Regions from separate parts of the Mus musculus genome. Here region 1 is linked to region 2. The links are chromatin loops, found by intact Hi-C in ENCODE. Cell type or tissue: left cerebral cortex. All regions are shown on one strand. Each heading gives the region's core, and the rest is flanking DNA. Links, peaks and the distances in the headings are about the cores only. Region 1 overlaps Carmil1 (capping protein regulator and myosin 1 linker 1). Region 2 has its middle 5.6 kb from the start of Slc17a3.

What was found. A loop is a pair of places that touch in the nucleus more often than their neighbours do. Peaks named below come from ENCODE experiments on the same cell type or tissue, not always from the same donor. Only the 100,000 strongest peaks of a DNase experiment are listed, where the experiment ranks them.
Region 1: it touches region 2 in a loop (2.4-fold over the local background); 6 of 42 quality-filtered maps call a loop at or near these places.

The regions. Positions count from the first base shown.
Region 1 is chr13:24,004,726-24,013,428 of GRCm38, reverse strand. Carmil1 (capping protein regulator and myosin 1 linker 1) reads left to right here. Exons shown (of 38, transcript NM_026825.3): 38 at 1-945. The coding sequence ends at 102. Among named protein-coding and RNA genes, the nearest start is that of Scgn, 18 kb to the right of the region's middle. In left cerebral cortex, for the core only: a CTCF peak has its summit at 1,770; DNase peaks (open chromatin) are centred at 3,841 and 4,524.
Region 2 is chr13:23,829,418-23,838,238 of GRCm38, reverse strand. It overlaps a transcript of Slc17a3 not described here. Among named protein-coding and RNA genes, the nearest start is that of Slc17a3, 5.6 kb to the left of the region's middle. In left cerebral cortex, for the core only: a CTCF peak has its summit at 5,038 (motif pointing left); a DNase peak (open chromatin) is centred at 4,996.

The DNA of each region.
Region 1 (8,703 bases), core at 1-8,000, 180 kb before region 2:
TATCAAGAACAGAAGCAACGGTCCTCGGGCAAAGATGGTCACCAAGGGAGCAAATGCAGTGACTCTGGAGAAGAGGCAGAAAAAGAGTTTATTTTTGTGTAATGGTGCCCACCCCAAGCCTCTCCATGCAGGGCGCTCTCCTCAGCTCTCAGAGAGGAGCCAGGGCCAGTACCTCTTCTCTCTTCTCTTGGTGCTTTCTTCTTTCTCTCCTTTCTTCTTTCTCATTTATATATATTTTCAAATTTTTGGTCTTCCCCCATTCTTGGCATTTGATTTCTAAACACTGTTTCTTATGCCTTCAACAAAAAGCCAGCAATTATTCCATGGGCCCTACTTGAATTTCTCTGAGGCAGCTACACATTGCCCTGCATGGTGAGTTGTTTTTGGAAATTAATGAAGTAACTGGACTCACACCCAAGTAACAATCCGGGAGGTCCTGGGGTGCTACAGGGTGTGTTTGTGTCAGATCCACACATAACTCGATAGAGCAATTTATTCTTGATGTATGCAATTGCACATTGTAATTATATTAACAGAGCACACTAATAAATAATTTGTATAAATTATAAATATTAGATCTTGGGCACAGTTCTTACATTCTTTTGTGGGACATTTCCTTCCCCATGTAGAATTGTACATTTAAACCTTGGTTGGTAATATTTGCAGACCATCGGCAAGCACAGCTAAAAACAGTGTGAGAAGCTCAGATTCATGTATATACTTGATTGGAATGAGGTCTTATAAATATTCATGTTTCTGAAGGCCTTTAATTTCTGTCTGCTTATTAGTTTTTAATGTGTGGTTTTTAAAAGAAAATTTTGGCACCTGTAAAAAAAATCTAAATACTACTCTTTATAAAACATCTCACAAATATTCACTTACATTACAAGCTGAAAGTATTTTATTCATATGTATATTTATACCAATAAAATAATTTTACAAGTGGAACTTGACTTCTTCCAGTTCTTGTGTGAGGACTGACTTATACGGTCAACCTGCAGCTTGTTACTAAAATTTAGAATAATCACAGTCCACAGATAATCATATAACCTAGAAATTATTACTTTCAAAATAAAGATAATTTGATAATTCCATAGTCTGTGCTTTGCACCAGAACACAGATGAAATTTACTAGAAGGTCACAGAGTTCTTTGTGTGCACCATACTCAGCTCCATGAGTTTAAGGTCACGTGAGTGATGTTGGCTTGGGTCAGGCAGTATGCTTACAGGATTGGGGGGTGGGGGGGAGGACCAACACAGATGGGGTTTGTGTGGTGTCACTGTTTGCTTCATCCCCTTCTCTTTGCCACCCCTGGGTGACTGACCTGGGAGGGAGTTCCAGTCCTAAAGGCTGAGCCACTCGATTTCATCCCATGACCTCATGGTAAGATTGTTCTGTTTAGATGTGGCCAGTACAGACGTGACCAGACCCACGTTGGTGTTGAACTGCAGAAATGGATGTGGACCTGCATGCAGGCTGTTTGGTGGTTTGGTCAGCAGACTCATGGCCCAACTAAGCCCACACTTGGAATAAGCAGTCCTATTGAGGATATCAGTCCTCCCTGCCTCCCAACTCTGGAAGTCTCAGAAAGTGACATTTATACAAAGCCTTGAACTAACACCTTTCTAAGTCCAGGGTCTGTGTGTGGTTCTTAGGTGTACTGTATTATTATCTGATGAGTTATAATTGAGGACAAGTTTATGAGCATTTAAAAGGGAAAGCACAGATCAGAGAAGCTGAACATCCTGGCAGCTGCCACAGGAGGGAGATGGAGAAGAGAAGAAGCCATGCCTTTGAGTCAAGAAGCCACTACATGGCAGAAGGGAGGGAGCTTCAGATAAATTATTAAAATAGTACAAAGGACCAGAGAAAGCATTCATTGACTCAGGCCAGCATCACAGAGAAAACAGCAAGTTGTTACCTTTCTGAGTGAGGACCAGAGAAGTCAGGCAGACATAACAGAGCTTCATGGTGGCTCTGGCCACTCCCTTAAAACATATCTGGCCTCAGATGGAGTCATAGGGAGAAATGGGAACATATACAAAGTGCTGTGATCGAGCCGGGCGTGGTGGTACACGCCTTTAATCCCAGCACTCGGGAGGCAGAGGCAGGCAGATTTCTGAGTTTGAGGCCAGCCTGGTCTACAAAGTGAGTTCCAGGACAACCAGGGCTATACAGAGAAACCCTGTCTCGAAAAACTTTAAAAAAACAAAAAAACAAAAAACAAAGTGCTGTGATCAGTCCTAAAGTCAATGGCGATCAAATTTGCCAGCAGGGTACACCTGCTGCCCATGAATGACATGCTTGGGGTTTCAGTGTAGGAGAAGACAGGCTGTGAGGAACTGTGATGTTTGATCAAGGAGCTGGAGCTTGCCTCTGCAGTAGGAACCACTGTCAGTTTTTAAGCAATGATGTAATCGGAACAAGGAGCTGTCACCAGGTACTGCAGGCAGACAACGACCCAGAGAAATAGAAGAGCAAGACTAACTGTATTCTGTGGGGCAGAACCCTAAGGTAACATCCTGACATGCAAGGCTGACAGCCCACAGCAACTGGCTTCCAGCTTGGCTGAGGTGGCCATGCAAAGGGTGGCCTTTACTCATAGGCCGCCTACTGTCCTGCCCTGAATGCCTTCCTGCTCAATTCTCCATTGCTTCTTCCCAGGCTCCTTTCGTGGTGATCACCAGATTGTAAGTGTGTGCTACAGGTTTCTCCTGCCTCTGATTCCCTCCAGCACAAGTCTTTATAGGCTCGCTAGAAGCATATCTGGAGACTCATCCATCTCAGCATCTATTCCTCAAAGAGTGTGGAGTGATACATTCCTTCATACCTTATCACCTTTCATCAATCAGTCCTCAGAAGCACAGGAGAAAAGGCTACTCTAGAGGACCTGTGACCGGATACCATCTGCCTTCATTCCTAAAGTCCGGTGAAAAGCATCAGTCTTCAGTTAGAAACATGGTGGAGTCAAATGCTGGGAGAGCAACAGAGTCTTCAGCTGCAGGACCCAGCCTGGGAAGCTGGAGGAGAGCAGAGGCTTCCACAAACCAAGAGGCCTGTATGTGAAGAGAGCAAGAGGACCCTTAGGAAGAGCCTGGCATCCTAGCCCAGTGTGGCGCTGCATGGATTTTATTTTGTTCTTTTGGTTGTATAATATGCAAAGCTTGAGCTAAAGGTAGACAGGATGTTCACACCACGCATCTCGGTGATGTGAAACAAAGGATGCTTACATTGCATGGCTTTATTAGAACCTAGTTTTCCATTTTATTTTATTTTATTTTATTTTATTTTATTTTATTTTATCTTTCCTTGGTTTACCGTTGGCCAGTTTGGGTCAATTGTCAGTCATACATTAGAAGTTAATTTTTCAATGAAAAATTGGCCACTGGAAAACCTGAGGAGCATCCTGGGTGGGATATTGGGCTCATTAGGAAGTACAGTATGCGAGAGACAAGATGTGGCCGTGACTTTGACCCTTTCCTGTGGTCGGCTCACTTTTGTTGATTACTTGTTTTAAAGCTCCATTTACCACCCAGCCTTGGGTTCTCAGAGGAGAAATAAAACATCAACTCTAGGATCCCAGCATGGCTGCGATTTTTCAGAGGAGTTCCCTCAGTTTTGCCTGTCAGAATCCTAACTTGAGATGACTTTGGAAAGATGGTGGTTCTACTCGTTGCACTTGCTAGACTGAAAAAGGACTACCATAGTAGGTCTGCAATGAAAGTCATGTGGCCTTCATTTATGGACACAATGCCTTATGTCGCTTGTAAGGGCTCCTAGTTAGAAAAGTCCTACATGCCAAAGGAGATGCAGTGGTGTGTTGGGGGTTGGATGTGTAGTACTGATTAGAAAGCTGCTGACTTGTGATGCCAACCACCTCTGCTTTCACAGAGCCCACACTTACATAACTTCCACGTTCATAGTCCTACCCTTTCCAGAAACATGCTGGCTAAAAGACTTTGGGTTCTGGGCTCAAGGTGATCCATGCCTTTGGATAACGGACTATCTAAAGTGTTACTAACACCATGGGCATACAGATGGCAATATACCAGGACTCTGATGACAATTCAGGCTCCAGTCTTTAAATATACAGCATGCTAAGGGCTCTCCTGAGAGTTCAGGTACAATAGGCAGAGTTGGATTTCTTTATAGGTCTAAGGAAAGGGAGGTTTTTATATCAGATAGTTTATTAATAGCTCATTGCATGAGCCTGTAACCAGGCTGTCTCTGGTTTCTGCATGGTAGGAGAGGAGATGGAGTCTGCACTGGGGGTTTGTGACTGGGGGTGGGGGGACGTATGGAAGGTGAGCACACATGGCTGTGTCTCACTGTGAAGTTAGCTGTCTGAGCTTTGGAGTCGGGCACTCTGAGCCTATAAATTTTCTTGGAACAATGAAAATGGCACCAGCCACTCTGGAAGTAAGCCACCACATGTCCCAAGTCACGCTCTTGGTGGGGAAATTGGCATTTCCTCTACAGCAACAGCAAGACAGGCTGAGGGAGCCTGAGGAGGTGTCTGCTCTGGGTTCCAACACCTCCTTGCATTTTTGAACCTTTAGCTCAGCTGCTAAAGCAGAGAAGACAAGAAGAACAAGAAGAGCCACAGTGGTCTCTATCTGCCCCATGCCTCTTACTTGTAACTGTTGTCACCAGTTTGACATTTTCTTTGTCAGAAATATCTCAAAGTCAGGCCAGGTGCAGTAGCACATCCCTGTAATTCCAGGACTCAGGAAGTAGAGGCAAGAGATCGGGAGTTAGAAGCTACATAGTGACTTTGACCTAGCTTGAGCTAAACAAGACACTGCTTCAGCTCGGAGAAGGAAATTTCTCACAATCAGAAGAAATGGATTGTGTTGCCCAAGGGCACGGTTCTTGCTGTCATAGGCTGATGACAAATTTCAAGGCAAGTAGGAAAATCCAGCCATGTTTCATTTTTATGGCCTGCACTAGATTCTGACCAGCAGGCTGCTGTACTACAGGTCCAGCTTACATGGGAGCCTGTCTCATCCCTCCACACCCAGCCCCCAGCACACCTCTGCATCTCCTTTGGCATGCAGTGATCATGGGCTGCCTCAGCCAACAGTAGAACTATTCACGTGAACTCAGTGTCTGGAGTTGTAAAACATGCCTGTGTCATGAGAGTTTGAGGCAGACAGACACCTGCTGGGAAGATGAGCTGGAGCTCCAAGACTCCAAACCCCCGCAGATTCAGAGTGAAAATGGATGAATCCTGCATGCAAGAGCATATTAAACCCTGTAGTGACCAGGGAGGAGGGCACCCTGCAAGAGGAAATGCTAGTGCCAGGAGAAATTCATAGGAGGGACATTCCTAGGCTGTTCTGGGAAGGCAGCACATCGCCCCTGATCCTTCCTCAGGAGTGAAACACTGGCTGGTTCCCTCTTCCCAGGAGCACAGGCACTGTGGACTTCTGGCTCTCTTAGCAGCACTGCTCACATAGAGAGGCCCTGGCATGCTTCTCTGTGGTCAGGTCCCTTAGAGGCTATTGCTTGTCACTCTCACTGATATCTCCTGGTTTTTCTTCCCAATGCCAACTCTATGCAGTCAGGGAGACTCATGGGGCCTTGGAAACTCCTTGGGCCCATTACAGAAGATCTCACACCATGCCTATGAATGTCACACTCTCTAGAGTTTTCTTTAGGGCTCACAAGACTGCCAGAAAGGACCAGAACCACCTCACTCTATTGTCTCTAGATAGAAGGACAGAGCTATAGTGCCCTTCCAGCTCTAGAGACACATGCTGCATCCATCTCCTCCCATGCATTGATGGGGTCTTCCCTGCCCAACTACAGAAGAAGAAACTTCCAAGTGAGAGGTCAGGAGAAACCACTTGCCATCAAGGATGTGATCTGTTAGCTTAACTGCTAGGCTCCAGGAAAAGGTCTCTGAGCCACAGCCAGCTCCACTATGGCCCAGGCATACTTGGCAGAAGACAGCCACTTCACTGATATCTTTTTAAAGCTCAAGATGGGGCCCTTTGGCAATCCACAGTCCAGGGAGGATTTGGGGCACCTGAGAACTTGAGTTCTAAGGCTCAGAAAGCTTCATTTTTAAAAAACTTTATTCACTACTTAGAGTTCCTTCTATGAATGCTGTCATCCGCAGTGTCTGACAGAGATTACTTCTAGAATTCCATGCCCATGGATATCAAAATCCACAGGTTTACATAAGGCCTTTACATAAAATGGAGTCATATTTGTATGTAACTTGTACACATTGTTATTCAGATAGTCTGACAATGTACCCCAAGCTAGCCTCAAACTCACCGTGTAGCCCAAGTTGTCCTTGAATTCAGGATCCTTCTACCTCTGCTTGCTAACTGCCAGGATTACAGGCATGTTTCACCAATTCCAGCAAACACTTTAAAGTTTTCCTAATATCTTCATTCCTCAAATGCTGAATGAGTGGAAACAGAAGGTTGACTGTCTATGCTACAAACCATGTTATTTGTATCTTGGACAGTGTAAATCACAGCTAAGATTGTAATCAGCACAGGTATTACAAACATTATTACAGTCATCCCTATTTCACAATTACAGTACTTAGAGACTACACTCTGCTATACTGTTAATGAATCAGTAAAGAATTGCATCCATTTCTGAATTAGTATGTGTATGTGTTTGTATTTGTGTTTGTGTATGTATAATGTGCACATTGTATGCTATTGATAAACTGTACTCTAGGCCCCAGCTTTAAAACATTTTAAATTACATTTCAGCATAGCTGATTGTCTCTGTAAGACTCCTCTATTTTATTCATGTTGAATCTTAATTCTAAGCAGTTCCTAAGCTTCACATGACAACCCAAAGAATGATGGACAAATATGTTAAGGCCAACTCAAAACCCTCTACAGGTCCAGTAGGACAGAAACACTTATGTTCTCTCAGATGTTTCTGGAGATAAGTTGGAAAGGAGTGTGGTTCCTTCTTCTGCCTTCCACATATCAGATATTCCCCTGCAAATCTTTCTCACTGGGTTGCAAAGGTATGTCAAATTTATGTCAACAGCTATTTAGGAGGAGACAGTGGTTTTCAAAGTTGAAACAGGGACACAGACTTCAGAATATTGCCATATTCATCCCAAATGCTCTCAGGAGGTAGGGTGAGCCGACTCTGTGTGCCTGCTACCTCTGGACAGACAGGAGAGAAATTACTTTCCTATGTCCAAAGGAGCACTGAAGGCATTCTGTCTTCTTAGAGATGGCCTCAGAGGATGATGTCATACAGTTTCTTTTGTTGGGTATGGTGAGATACAAGATGGAAGGTTCTTAGGAGATAGTCGGTGACACATGTTATATACTTATAGACATTAGAGTGTCATAGAAAAGAAGCTATCCAAGACTACCCTTCAGAGGACCTTCATTTATAGCATCATGGCCACAGGTGGCCATGATAGGTTCCAGAAGAGGGAGAGAACAAACCCTCAGCTCAGAAAGTGATTTTTTTAGGACAGCTGTCAGAAATAGTGTGATGGAGGGGTCCTAAAGAGAGAGAGGTGGGGGTAAGAGGGCCTTTAGTTCTGGAAAGCAAAGCAGGAGTTTCTTATTCTTAGAGGTTTGGGGGAACAGGGGTGTTAGTTCTAGCCTCCATATTAGAAGGCATAGGACACTGATAGAGAGGATTGTCCTGGGTCTAGGAATGGGTGGGGACATGTGGTGGAGCTACAAGATAAAGGAAAAGAACTCAGGAGGGCTACAAGGCACTGTGCTTGCTTATCAATGCCCAGAGAGGGGGAAGAGAAAGCAGTTAGAAGATCTGTGATCCAACAGTCCATGTCTCAGCAATCAGAAGACTAGAGCAGAAGGATTGGCGTGAGTTTAAGGCCAGCTTGAGATATATAACATATACCGGGCCAGTTAAGGCTATATAATAAGATCTCATCCCAAAATACAGGAGGGAGACTAGGGGACAGGCAGGAGGAGGAAGGAGACAGTGACTGACTCCCAGTTAAGTGTGCAGCCCTCTCTACACAGGGCCATGTGGGAACAGCAAGTTTGGTCAAGCAACAGGGGAAGCAAGGTTTCATATTGAGTTTTCTGCAAAAAAGGATGGTGAGGCAGGCTGTTATAAACTGAAGGTGAAATGTCCTCTGCAGGCTCATGTATTTGATTTGGTCTTTGTCTTATGGCACTGTTTGGGGAAGCTGGTAAGGTAGTCACTTATGGGTGATCACATACAGGTGGTCATAGTCCTGCTCTGTTTCCAGTCTCATTCCTGCCTTCTACCCACTACCATGTGGATCAATGGCCACTACACGTTCCCAGTGCCATGGACCAAGCTACACTGCTTGTCTGTCCTACCATGATGGACTGACAGCCTTCAGAAACTGTGAGCCCAAGTAAACCTCAACTCCCTTAAGATGTTTCTGTCAGTTATTTTGTCACAGTTATGAGAAAAGCAGCACACAGAGTACCCAGGCTTAGGACTGACTCATTTAAATAATTTCAACTATTGGCTGACTGGGCTTCTCGTTTAGGAGTGTGCACCTATATTCATTCATTAAAGAACACTATGTAGCGGGGAGTCTTATAAGTTCCACAGCTGTGCAGTAGATAAGTGTAGGGATGATTTGCAAACCATCGGGAGTTGTCTAGTTCTCTAGTACCAGATCCTGAAGGTGAAGGGTGAAGGTGCAGGGAAGAGTGACCCAGAGGACGCGGGCCATTTAGACTCAGGAGCTGTGG
Region 2 (8,821 bases), core at 315-8,314:
GTCTGTTGAGAATATTCTCAGGAAATGTTCTGGCTTGATCACATGATAGTCCTATGTCTAGCTTTTTGAGGTACCTCCACATTGATTTCCAACAAAGGGGCTGAGCTCGGAACACCCACACCAGCACACCAGAGGCCAAGCTTGTTCATTTCTTTAGACGATCCTGCCAATAGCTTGGAAGTAGACAACAGATTCATTGCCTTCCAAGCTCGTGAAGGAGTTTGTCCTTGCCTCAAAGGTGAGGTGGTACTTCAAACCCACTGTTTCGTATAGGCAAAAAACAAACAAACAAACAAACAAAAAACAAAAAAACTCTACCTCTCAGAGGCCCCTAGGCTTATGACTCAGCCTGAGCACTGATGTCAAACTCATTCACAGAAAGGAATCTGGGTTCTGTGTGCACTGAGCTCTTCTGGTAGCTCATCTTCACTGTGGCTTTAAGTCCTGTCTTGCTTTATGCTCTCAATGCATCTCCTTTGGTTTTGTGTTTGACTCTAAGTGCTGTAAGAGGACAAACCACTTCTCCATAATGGGAAGCCCTGACTGAAGCTCCTGACTGGAGCTGTTGGATGTGTCATTGAGGTTAATAATTTGAGAAGTCTGGGCCTTGGGGAATGAGGATTTTCTGAAGCATATGTAGTATACGATCTCCATAGTATACAATCTTTCACTGTCTGTAAGAGAAAGAAGTACAGACACAGCTCATATACACATCTGAAATTTAAAGGTAGAAAGGTCTAAGTTCATTATGGAGTCTTAGGAGTTTTACCTCCTGTGTCAATTATTTTTCGCTGAGTCCTTTTTTAAAGAACTCTGTACTCTGGGATAAATAATCAACAACTTTAGAATTCACGTATTTCTAATTCTAAATTAACCAAGTTGGAATATGTGGCTTAGTTTTATAATTTAATTTTTAACTTTACTTTAAAATGTTCATGGTTTTAACCATGTACTTGGTTTGACTTCATAAACAAAAAGACCCAACATGCTTCTACACTGAAAAAAAAAATCCAATTTTGCCTCACCTGTACAATTAGTTTTTAAACATTTGAGTATGAATTGAAATATTTCTTTGACTTAGATCATTTTACTCACCTTTTAGAGATTACACCTTTTCTTCTCTGATGAGCTTGAAACTACTTTGTGTTGACATGAAAATCTTCGGAGCAAATAGAGTGCACACATCCTCACTTTGATTTGAGTATCCAAGGAATGCTTTCCTTAAGTGTGTGAACAGTTGTCCTTAATTATTATCTGTAGGATGGCTCCATGTCTGACCAACATCTCAGAGGAAATCAGTGCCCAGTTGAGGCAATCACAGAAGCCGGTTATCTCTAGGCTGAAGGCCAACCCCGGATAGAGGAAGGTCAATTTCTGTGTACTCTCTGCTTAAACCTCACAAAGTCCAGCATGGATCAGATGGAGTACGCTGAAGCTGGACACCACAGAGGCTTGGCTCAGTGGCAGTGGGCATTCCCTGGAACCTCAGAATCTAAGCCGTGAACCCAAATGGCGTGTCATCTCTACTCAGCATCTAAGTCCTCTTTAGAATTTCTGGCAAATGTTTTTGCCTCCATCCTTGGTCAGGTTACACTCTTATTTTGCCTCTTGTTCTCCATGACAAATTGGGTCATGGACATGAGTCATAAATCTAATATCCAGTCATGTACTGGTGCTATACTGCTCCTAGTGGGAGTTCATCTCTGTTATTTTGTTTCCTATTAACTGAGCAAAATGATGTCTGTATTTTCTGTTACAGTCCCATGTTCAATCTTGTGCTGGACTGCCTCACTGAGAATATTCCTCACCTCTTTTCTTAAACATGCTGTCTTCTGGTGCACTTTACAGTTTAAATGTGAAGTATGCCAGTAGCCAAGGAACATTCCCCCAAAGCTGTAAAACTACACAGTACCAGAGATAATGGCCACTTCCTTTCACTCCTTCCTCCCTCCCTGCCTCTCCTTGATTGTAATACAGTGTATTGCAATCATGTCCACCAACCATTTTTTTCACCTCCAGCTCCTTCTGAGCATATCCCCCTCCCAATATAATAATGCCTTTACCCCCTTTAATATTCTACTGTATCCAGTTAGTCTTGCCTGCATGTGCATGTGTGCATATTGACTTGTTGTAAATATGTCAGTAAGTATTTTTGATAGGATTAATTAATTAACTTCGAGACAAGGTCTTACTGTATAGCTCTGGCTGTCCTTGAGTTTACTATGTGGATCAGGCTGGCCTCAAACTCACAGAGATCTGCCTGTCACTGCCTCCCAACTGCTGAGATTAAAGGTGTGTGTCGCCACTCCCAACAGGGTTCCTAAATTTAACTACTTATATTAATGCGTTTTCATTCGTGGGTATACTTTTTCTGTTAACTTTGGTGCTCTATTCTTGAGGCTATTGCATTGACTTTGTTAATTGATTTTGGAGCCCTGAACTCATGGATAGATGTATATATTCCACAACTTAAATGCCAGTTATTACTTAGGTGTGAATTAAGGCTTTCCTGGCACTTAAGGTATGCCTTCAGAGAAGAGAGTAAAGATTGTGTCATTGAACCAAGTAGAAAAGATTTAGCATGTTGAATGTGGGCATACTGCTCTTAACTGGAGTGTGTGTGTGTGTGTGTGTGTGTGTGTGTGTAGGCCAAAGATCAATCTTGGATTCTATTCTTCAAGCACTTTGTCTTAGGATTTTTCTTGGTGTAATAAGACACTATTATTAAAAGTAGCCCAAATAGGAGAGGGTTTATTTTGCTACATTTCTATGTAATAGTCTATCACTAAGGGAAGTCAGGGCAGAAACTCAAGCATGACAGGAACCTGGAGGCAGGAACTGAAGTAGAGACAATGGAAGGACAATGGAAGAACACTGGTTTCTGGCTTGGTCTTCATAGCTGGCTTAGCCTGCTTTCTTATACCATCCCAGAACCACCTCCCACCTAAAATGTGGCACTGCCCACAGTAAGCTGGGCCCTCCGATAGCAATCAGTAATTAAGAAAATGTACTATAGACTTGCCTACAGGCAAATCCTATGGAGGCACATTTTCATTTGAACTTTTCTTCCTAAATGACTCTAGCTTGTATCGAGTTGACATAAAACTCCAGAACACATTGTCCACCTTACTTTTAAGGACAAGGTCTCTCAGTGACCTTCAACTTGCCAAGCAGGCTAAGTCGGTTGCCAGCCAGGCTCAGGGATTAACTCACCTCATCCTTTCCAGTGCTTTAATTACAAACACAGGTCACTAGGCCTTTCGTGCTCACATAAGTTCCAGGGATGAAACTTGCATCCTCATGCTTGCGGGGCAAATGGTAACCACGGAGCTCCCAGACCATGAAACAGTTTTATTATTCCAAGGTTTAGTTCTTCAAGATGGAGGAAGATTTTAATTCAGTACTTTTAACAATGCAAAGGATAATTCATATCTTCTTCCTCCTCTCTCTCCTTCCTCCCTTTCTCCTCTAATTATTTTTGGGGAGGGAAGAGGACGTGGGGGAGGGGATGGGGCTAAAACACACCATGTAGTTGAACCCACACAGATCTGCCTGCTTCTGCTTCCCTGGCACTGGGATTAAAGTGTGAAAAACGTCACTGGGCTTTCCTCCTCCTCTTCCTCCCCTTCCTCGTCCTCCTCTCCTCTCCCCCTTCTTTCCCTCTTCCTTCTCCTCCTTGTTTTTACCTTGTCCTACATTACCTTTATAAAGATGCAAAGTTTGCCTTGGGATTGAGTTTTGTTCCTTTCAAGTTCCAATATTTGTATTAAAGGTTTGGTTTGGTTCCTTATATATTGATACTTGCCTTTATCATCCAGATTCCACACCCACCCACCCTCCAGCCACTAAATCAGAATAGAGGTCTGTTACGATCAGCCAGTAAAAAGGATTAGGGGCCAGACCTATTTACCGGCTTCCGCATTACACAGTTAAGTTTTTACTGTGCTCATTGAGTGTGGCCTCTATTTGTCAGAACTGTGCTTAGAAGTGGTAGAAGTCCAGATGAAATTTTTGAGGGAGTGACCCTACCCACACACGAATGACCATTCACAACAAGAGCTTGGTCAGGTCAAGGACCCTGACATCTCAGACACGGGAATGGCAAGGCCTTCTCCATCAGGGGAATGGTAAGGCCTTTCTCTGGTTCAGATACTAATGCTGATAAACTGGTGATCATTGGCTCTAGAACTGTGTAAAAAGTAACAGACACAGATTCCTCCTCCCTGATGACCCGAGCCTGGGACCGCTCTACCAAGATCAGCTAACTACCTCCTCCCTCAGATGTATATAATAAATGTGCTGAGTATCAGCGATGCTGGTGCTTCTCCATCAGAGACCACAGCTTTTCTGTCTCTGTGTATATATGTCTGTGATTTATTTCTCACTGTCCCATTCAGGTCAATCCCAGAGTCACACAGGCCGTTGGGAGAGATGGAGGGTGTGGAAGGGCACAGAAGGACAAACAATAGAGACAAACCTGGTCCTGGGACCACAGCAACGAGAACTAAATCTCTTTTTTGTAACACAGTACCAAGCACTCATTTTTGCTGTCTGCTTCTTCTTCTCTTCATCTGCAAGAGAATATAAACAGCTCTGCTGCCACTTCTGGAATCTCATTTTCCACAAAAGGGAAGAAGCTCAAGTACTGAGTCTGAGAGAGCCCCGGAAAGGGTCCTGTGGACTCAGCTCAGAATATTCTTTGCCTTTGAATCAATTGCTGGGATGTGATAGCATCAAGTACTCTGATTGGCTACTCTCCTCATCACAACACAGCTATAAATTATCTCTCTCATAGATGCAGTGCCTCATAAAAATTACTATAAATGAATAAACAGGCCAGGGACGGTGCCCCACTCATTCAATCTAGCAGTTGGGAGGCAGAGGCAGACAAGTGGATCTCTGTGGTTTTTTTATAGCCACTGTATACTAGCGTGTTGGTGTCCACAGGAGTTGCTGTTGCACAGTTGCTGATTCAGGCCGGCCACAGCGAACTTCAGGGGATCCGAGCCAGATCTTGGTTCCTGTGTTCCTATAGCGCCCTCTAATGTTGAAGGAGAAGCTTGCAATCAGTTTTTTTTCAAGGATTCATTCATTCATTCATTCATTCATTCATTCATTCAATGTATATGAGTATACTGGCACTGTAGCTGTCTTGAGACACACCAGAAGAGGACACTGGATTCTGTTACAGATAGCTGTGAGCCACCACATGATTGCTAGGAATTGAACTCAGGACCTCTGTAAGAGCAGTCAGTGCTTGTACTACATGCATGTGACACCTACTTGGTTTGTGCAGTGCTGGGGTTCAAAGCTGGAGGGACTGGAGCATGTGAGACAAGCACTCTACCAGCTGAGCTACATCCCCAGACCATCTGTGTCTTTTGATGAGCCCACTGTTCATAGTCTCATAGGCTTCACTTTCTTTTGTGGCTTAATTTCTTCCAAAGACCAGGTTCCTAATACCATCATTTTGAGAATTAGGATTATAGTCCTGATGTTTTGGGGATTTGAGCCATAGCATGAATATTTGCGGTTAGGGTTGTTACAAGGATTTTTTTTTTCTGGGTCAGGACTGGACCATGTTTTAGGGATTTCGACTGTAGCATGGCTGTTTGTGGGTTAGGACGACAGCACGGCGGTGGTTTAGGACCATGGCATAGATGTTTTGAGTGTAGGATTGTGCTATGTATTGGGGGGGGGGGTTAGAACTGTAGCACAGGTGTTTTGGGGGTCTCAGATTGCAGGATGGATAGTTAAGAACACAGATGTTCAGCTTATAGTACATTTCACTGCTTTTGTTTTTTGTTTGTTTGTTTTTTGTTTTTAGAACAAATCAAATCAAGACCAGTTTAATGTTACATCACTGTTTTGTCACTGTCATCAGAAAGGCTCAGATTTCCTGTGATAAACGACAGAAGCTATAAGTTCACGAGTCACTGAGAGGTGGAGTCTAAACCAGAACGGAGCAAGAGAAACAAATCAGCTCCTTCCCCAAAACATGGTGGTCTGCACATACTTCCCTGAAGGAGCCTTCCAATGTACAGATCCATTTTAATTGCATGTAAAACTGGTGGTAAATGAGCTTGGAAAGTTCCTCTTCAGCCTGCCCTATCTGCTCCAGGGAGGACCACAGGGCATCCCACTATGGGACATCACAAAGTACATGCAATTTGTTCATGTGCGGATCTGGGCAGTTGCTTGGGTATTGGGACAGAACAAATCTGCTACATAAACCATATGGATATTTTGTTGTTGTTGTTGTTTTCCTAAGTTAAGTCACGTCAAAATGCATTATATAATAGTCAAGCTATTTTTTTAAAAAAAACTCATAATGATTATCACAGATTTTATTTTACCACATATAATAGCTTTATTTCATTTATCTTGCTCCCACATTACCGACTTAAATTTTTATTTGTAATCAATTGTTACCACATGTGCATTTAGAAACTGCTAAGATACATGCGATTCTGTTCTCTTTTAATGTGTACATGAATTACCTTTGTGACTCTCACCTTCAGCAGCAAAAAGAACCCAGAACCGTGGAATAATATCCCCAAAGTGCTCAAACAGAACGCTTTGCAATCTAGCATTTTATGCACAATTAAGTGAATTCAAGGATAAGGGTGAAACAAACACATGAACACACCCTTAAAGAAAGACTAAGAAAATCTTCTGCTCAGAAAGATAGTTAATTTAATGTATAGTAAGGGGAAATAGCAAGCTTATTTTCACCTTATGATCTTAAACATCATGAAGTTTTATAACCTTGTTGTAAGAGTCATGTTCCTGCTCCATATTTGTGGGCTTAACCAGGCTATTTTAAAGCCTGTGGTGGTTTGAAAGTGGATGATCCCCATAGGCTCATTTGAATACTTGATCCCAATGGGAGAAACTGTGTGGGAAGGATTATGGGGTGTGGCCTTGGAGGACCACTGAGGACTTTGAGGTTTCAAATGCTTTAGCCATTCCCAGTTAGAACATCTCTTGTTCTAACTTCTACTTGGGAATAAGAGCGTGAGCTCTGGGCTACTGCTCCAGTTTGCCATGCCTGCCTGCCTTCTGTTGTGCTCCATAGCTACCTTGGACTCACCCTCTGAACCTGCAAGCCTCTTCTCGTAGCTGTCTTGGTTATGACGGTTTGTCACAACAATTGAAAAGTATCTACGACAACACCCCTACTTCATTTACTGATATTCATTCAGAAATAAAGCAAAATAAAACAAAATAAAAACCTTTAGAAGAGAAAATTAAAAATTTGAAGTCTCCTTTGCAATTAGTGGCATCCTGGGCCACATTAAAAAAAAAATCTAAAACCCCAAAAACAGACCCATAAATGTTTTCCTGCTTAGAGACCGTATGTTAGGTCTGGATATGCATCAAATGACTCTGCAGAAAGCCCAAAGACGGCACAGAGGAACACAGGAGCTAGACAGTCTCAATGGCTTACAAAAATCAATCATTTACCTACTTTATACTTCATGATCTTTGGGATTGGCTGTAGCCTGATCTGTGTTCCCTCATTCAGGACCTTCGTTGATAGAAGATGCTCTATTGGAGCATAAGAGGTAGCCTTATGGGGAGAAGATAAAGGAATTGGGTAAGTCATAATTTCCTTGGACAAGGGAAGTCATGTAGGAAAGTGCCACCCACCATCACACAGGGAAGGGCAGAGATATGCATAAAATGTACCATTTATCACTGTCTGAAATATGGATCACATTTGATTCGTGGTCTTTTCTACACATAAAACATATTCAGTGGGTAAACCTCACTGGGTCCCAAAGTCACATTCAATCGCTACCTCATCTGGATTCAGGTCCTTTTGCTTTGAAAACTCAATAAACCACATTTTTCCCAAGTCTACTCCACCCAATGACCCCCTGTCCAACAATGGGCCAGAAACAAAATAACTACAGAAACAGGAAACAGTGGCCATTTGTCCAATGAGATTCTGAAATCCCTCTAGGACAGCCCCACAGTTCACTGTGTTCCCTGGCCCTTAGCTCCATGTTGATGAGAGTCTCTTCTCTGTTATTTTCTTGGCCACATTAGAAGACACTGGCAAATAGGCACAACCTTAGGAATAGAGCTGTTTTCATAGTCCATATTCGGACAAAAAAGATGAGTGTCCCAATACACCATTTCTCTCTCTCTCTCTCTCTCTCTCTGTGTGTGTGTGTGTGTGTGTGTGTGTGTGTGTGTGTGCGTGAGAGAGAGAGAGAGAGAGAGAGAGAGAGAGAGAACTTACATGCCATGAAATCATGACATGCATGTATGCATGTAAAGGTCAAAGGATAACATGGGTTACTGTCCTTTCCTTCTGCCATGTTTAAGACAGAATCTCTTGCTGTTTACTGTTGCTTATGCCTGCTGTCTGGCCAGGGAGCTCCTAGAGATTCTCTTGGCTCTATCTTCTGTCTTGCTATAGATGTGCTAAGATTTCAGGTGTGTGTGCCACTGTGTCTGGCTTTTATGTGGGTTCTAAACTAAACTCAGATTATCATGTTTACACAATAAATAGTTCACTCACTAAACCCCAAGGCAACATTTTAAGTTCCAAAAAGTTACCGTCACCTTTAGTTCAGGCTAATTGGTGTAACAGTCCCAATTCTTTCCTTTTTTTTTTTTTTTTTTTTTTGGTGTAGTCCTTATTTAATTAGAACCAATTTTACATGCTGACCTATGTTCCTCTTACTTGCTAACCTGCCCCTCCTCCTTTCAGTCCATCTGGAGATTTCTGGTTCTCCCTCCAATTCTTCACCTGAGTTTTGCACACCTTGAGTTTGTCCAGCTTTTGTGATAAAGTCCTCCATTCTGT